Linked DNA regions of Mus musculus: region 2 is linked to region 1. The links are chromatin contacts, found by POLR2A ChIA-PET in ENCODE. All regions are on one chromosome and are shown on one strand. The core of a region is the stretch at or near the end of the contact, and the rest is flanking DNA. Distances in the headings are between cores, read along the strand shown. Region 1 holds the start of Zbtb1 (zinc finger and BTB domain containing 1). Region 2 has its middle 16 kb from the start of Gm40445.

Region 1 (2,514 bases), core at 11-2,510:
CGTTGCTAATGTCCTCCTTGGGCCCTGACTGACATCTCCAACGGACCAAAAACAGCACCCCTCTCCCCGGCTACTTGCATCTGTCCCGCGACGGGTGCAGCTGCAGCCGCCGCCCGGGCGGCTCGCGGCGGGAGGGACTGAGCCCGGAGCAGCCCACAGGGGCAGGGCCGCGTTGCTTACCCAGACTCCGCCGCGGCGGCGGACTGGCGGGCGGGCTTCTCTGTGCGGGAGGGGCGGGCTCCCGCGCGGCGCACACCACGCGGCTGCGCCCGCTCACGCACCCGGCGGGCTGCTCTCGCGCGGCTTCCCGCGCCCGGCCCACGTGACCGGACTGCCGGGAAGCGAGCGGCACCCCGGCTAGTGTGCGTGCCTGCCTGCGTGCGTGCGTGCGTGCGCGCGCGCCTGCCTGCCCGCCCGAGTGGCCAAGGCGGGGGTCGGCCCCGCGCTCCGGGCGCGCCTCTGCCACGGTCCCCAGTCGTGACTGGAGGCGGAAGTGTGGGGACAAGTTCGAGCGTCACTGGCTCCCCACACGTCTTGGCGTGACCTGGGAACTTTCCCCGGCGTGTGCAAAAAAAAAAAAAAAAAAAAAACCCAAAAAACAAAAAAAAACCACGGGTGCCCCCTCGGCCCTGGGTGGGGACGGGCAAGGATGCACCGGCGTCTGGCGCGGGAGGGGGACGAGGGCGCGGGGCAGGCAGCCACATGCGGCGGGAGCCAGGGAGGGAGGCGGGCCGGGCGGGGCATGGCGGGGGAAGTGACTCAGGCCCGAGGCTGGCGGGCCCACGCGAAGAGGAGTCGGGGGGCACGGAGGACCCCGAGCGGACAGGCTTTAGGCTGGACGGGACGAGAGTGTCACCCCCCCCTCCAGGCGTCCAGGGTGGAGCGCGGGGGCGGGTCCAACTGCGGGGCCCTGCGGGACAGGGGTCTGACATCTGGGTAGAGGGCGATCGGCATCCAGCCCTGGGGGAGTCGGGAGGATCCCAGTGGCGTCCAGCTGTGCAAACAGGAGGAGGGCCAAGCCGACTCCGGGGAGAGGGGCGACAGTGCTGCTCCAGCCGCCGCCGCCCGGGCGCCCGCGCTGCGGGCAGTGCCAGCCTCCCCGGCCCGACGCAGAAACTTGTTGCAACCAACAGGCGACCGCGGGTGCCCCTAGCCGCCAGCGGCGGAGTGGGTGGGCGGGCGAGAGGGAGGGGAAGGCTGGCGGACGCCGCCGCGAACTGGTGGGCAGACCCGGAGTCGCCGCGTAAGCGGGGCCGGCTCAGTGCGGTGCGGCAGGCGCGGCTGTGCGGCAGCGGAAGTCCTTTGTTGCAGCGCAGTCCCTGGCAGAGCCCGGAGTGTCTCGGCGCAGCCCAGCCGAGCGCCGCGCGCCGTCAACTGCAGCCCGCAGCCCCTCGCCTCCGCCCGCCTTCCCAGCGGCTCCGCTGCCCTCAACTCCATAAAACCTCCGCAGCCGCGCGTCCCACCGCGCCCGGTGAGTAGCTGCCAGTCGTCGGGGCCATTTGCGCAACTTTGGCCGAAGCTGGGCCACGGGCCTGGCGGAGTGCGTGGCCGAGGCGGCGCCGACCGGTGCGGGGAGCCGGAGCGTGGAAAGCGCGCGGCGAGGAGCCGGTGGCGGGGGTCTGCCGAGCGGCTTCGCTCGGGGCCGGCCGTCAGTCCGGTGCGCGCGGCCTCTCCGGGTTCCGGACGAATCCCCTCTCCAGACGACTTCCCAAATTACTTCTTTTCCCTTTATTTTATTTTGTGCTGGGGGGGTGGGGGGAGGGGAGGTGGAGGCGGGAGGCCGCGCTTGATTGACGGGCCCAGAGCGCGCTTCGCTAACTTCCAGCTGCGGCTGGGCGGCCGGTGGGAGGGGAGCGTCCCGGAGCCGGAGGCCGCAGACTTGGGCGCGCTCCGAGGGAGGAGGCGGCTGGGCCGCGCGGATTCCTGCTTCGCTCTTTCCCACCCCCGCTCCTCAGCACACACGCTTTTTGTTCGGGTCCAAAGTGGTAGGTCTCGGGGGTTTGGGGGGTTTTCTGTGTACGAGATCCTCCCCCCCGCCCCCCGAGTCCCGAGAAGAAAGTGCTTTTTGCCTCCAGTGGTGGGCGCTTACAAGTAGAAGTTCTGGTGGAGGCGGTGAGCTAGTTGGGTGGCGATCTGGAGTCCTTGCTGCTGAAGCGTGCAGGCGTGGATCTGGGCTCAGCCGCCGCTCCCAGGCTCCCTTTCCACCTTAGCCACTCGTCCACGTGATCTGAGGGCTTGACAAGACATTTTCCAACTCGGACGGGTCTAGAACAGGTTAATGAAAGTCCTTGTTTTCTGGGGATAGGGTTTTGTATGTGTGTGATCATGTTCCCAAATCGAATGTCGCTGTGACGGTACATGTAGATTCTCCACTGGTCAGACTGTATTTCCGTACAGTATGAATCGCTGCGGCAACATTTTCCCCTTTGACACTGGAATCCACAAAGCGTTCCAAGCATTTCCCCCCGACCCCCACCCCGTTTTGAGACAAGGTCTGGCTAGGTAGCCCAGGAT
Region 2 (2,514 bases), core at 6-2,505, 140 kb after region 1:
CTCAGGATAAAGCCCTATGTGTCTGTAGGGGAGGGAGAAGGAGAGGCCCCTTGGCCCAGCCTGGCTCAGGACTGGGCAGGAACCCAGCAGGCCCTGTTCCCTCCCAATTCCTGCAGGGTCTGGAGCCACAGGAGGGAGGAGAGGCTGTGCCTGGCTTCCCAGGGCTTTTGGAAGCTCCTTTGGTGGATGATTGCAAAGAGGGTGTTGGTTCTTCCAGATGCCTAGAGAGGAGGAGACAGTGGGAACCTCCAGAGAACTGGGCTGGTCCCAGGCTCAGAGAGAACCGTGGGAGGCAAAGCAGAGGCAGGCAGAGGAGGCTCTCCTTGTGTACACTTCATGACCCTCTCCCAGCAACAGAGAGATGACAAAGGGACAAATTGTAGGAGGGGGAAAAACATGGCAAAGTCATTGCCTGGAATGATTTTAGGCAGTGCACTAAATATTATCTCCTGATGGAGATTCTTGCTGGAGAAGAGGGCTCTGTAAAAAGAGATTCTCCCCTCCACGCCTCCTGACGCTTCATAGGCCGAAGACAAGGAACCAGGCACAGGGGTCTCCCTTTAATAATGACAAGGTGCAGATCTCCTACTAGACTGGTAGTTCTCAACTTCCCTAAGGCTGTGACCTCTTAATGCAGTTCCTCATGTGGTGGTGATCCCAACCATATAGTTATTGTCATTGCATCTTCATAACTGTAACTTTGCTACTGTTATGAATCATAATGTAATGTAAATATCTGATATGCAGGAGATGTGATATGCAACACCCAAAGGGACCGTGACCCACACACAGGTTGAGAGCCGCTGTACTAGACGGATGCTTTGCTGTCCTTCCCACGTGTGGAGCAATACAAACTCCAGATCAGATAGCAGTGTATTCAATCTCCATACGGCCTTGTCTCCAGTCGGATGGAAACTATGCCTTATCTTCAGTTTTGCGCTAAATCATTAGTAGTAACTGCCTCAGGGGGGAAAGACTTTAACCCAAGAACTCTGACTCCACACCTCTGCTCCTAACCACCAAGTTTCCTAACAGATGTTCTGGGTTTGGGTTGAGAGTCCCTTCACAGCAGGGGAAATGTTTCTACAGCTCTGACTTAATGGAGGTTGTCCCGAAGCATCCGCCTCAGCCTGCATCTCTTTGCTACCTTGACTCCTCCAGGCAGCTGAGACTGAGGGTTACAGGGACCCTGTCCCCTGAGAGTGGCTCTCTTTGTACATTTGCTGTCATGGACTGGGTGGAAGCCCCAGGCTGTAGAGGTTGCTCAAGACAATCGAGCCTTTCTGAGAGGCGAGCTTCACTACGAGTCTCAGGACACAGCTGACAGACACAATGCCCTCTCTCTCCAGTAAGGCAGAAAGGCGTATTATTGCAGGTCTGGTGACTCCAGCCTCACTGACTGCAATGTTTATGGTCTGTACACCCCCCTTAGAGGTACCTCCCTAGCTAGGAGTTATAGCCAGGGGCCTGGTAGGGACAGTGTTTAGTGGCTCAGGGTCTGGATGTCCTTTCCTTAGGCTCTGCTCCCTGTCAGGCCTTTCCGCTCAGACTAGTCTCCTTCTCCTCCCATCCCAGGAGCAGGCTCTTTGGCCTAGGCCATATCTCATTGGCTACAGGCTTTTAGTTTTGTAAAGATTTATTTCTATTTTATGTATATGGGTGGTTTTGACTGTCTGTCTGTCTGTCTGTCTGTCTGTCTGTATACCACATGTTTAGAATGCCATCCATCAGAGGCCAGAAGAAGGCACTGGATCCTCTAGAACTGTGGCTACAGATGGTTGTTAGCATCCACGAGGAGGCTTTGCAACCACCCTGGTCCTCTGCAAGAGCAGCCAGTGTTCTTAACCACTGAGCCGTCTCTCTAGCCCTAATCTTGTTTTCTTAAAGATGTATTTTTACTCTGTGTGTGTGTTTGTGTGTACATCCCATGTGTCTGAGTGCCCACGGAGGTCAGAAGAGGGCATCAGGAGCCGGGCGTGGTGGCGCACGCCTTTAATCCCAGCACTCAGGAGGCAGAGGCAAGTGGATTTCTAAGTTCGAGGCCAGCCCCTGGTCTACAGAGTGAGTTCCAGGACAGCCAGGGCTACACAGAGAAACCCTGTCTTGAAAAACCAAAAAAAAAAAAAAAAAAAAAAAAAAGAAGAAGAGGGCATCAGATCTCTTGAAGCTGATGGTAGTGACCTCCCACCCAGTATGGATGCTGGAATATAGAACTTACATCCTCCAGAGGTGCACTTAACCACTGAGCCACCTCTCCAGTCCATTGAACCCAGCATGCTCTCCCCAGGATGACCTTTCTTTTCTTTCTTTCTTTTTTTTTTTTTCCCCCCTCCTGGCATCTCCTGTTTGGACTCTGTAAGTTGGAGGAATTTGGTCATCAGGAATTTTGACAAAGACCCTGGAAATGGCTTTGTTCTTAATAAGAACCACGGCATGGGTTATTAAGCCTGTAGCATGTGCTGGCACACAGCCAACTACTCCCAATAGTTCCACAGCTCAGGGTACCCTTGACTA

What was found. ChIA-PET counts read pairs that join two places held with the same protein, here RNA polymerase II (POLR2A).
Region 2: POLR2A ChIA-PET joins it to region 1 with 13 read pairs in Patski. The contact joins the enhancer-like site here to the promoter of Zbtb1 in region 1. POLR2A ChIA-PET finds 5 or more read pairs at or near these places in 2 of 5 experiments (Patski and embryonic stem cell).

Annotation. Positions count from the first base shown.
Region 1 is chr12:76,369,260-76,371,773 of GRCm38, forward strand. It overlaps Zbtb1 (zinc finger and BTB domain containing 1), which reads left to right and starts at 1,261. Exons shown (of 2, transcript NM_178744.3): 1 at 1,261-1,471. It overlaps Zbtb25 (zinc finger and BTB domain containing 25), which reads right to left and starts at 301. Exons shown (of 3, transcript NM_028356.2): 1 at 181-301.
Region 2 is chr12:76,506,638-76,509,151 of GRCm38, forward strand. No RefSeq gene overlaps it. Among named protein-coding and RNA genes, the nearest start is that of Gm40445, 16 kb to the right of the region's middle. Within about 2 kb of position 1,256, at least 3 of the 3 ENCODE cell types and tissues checked have a DNase peak (open chromatin) inside an H3K27ac peak, as active enhancers do.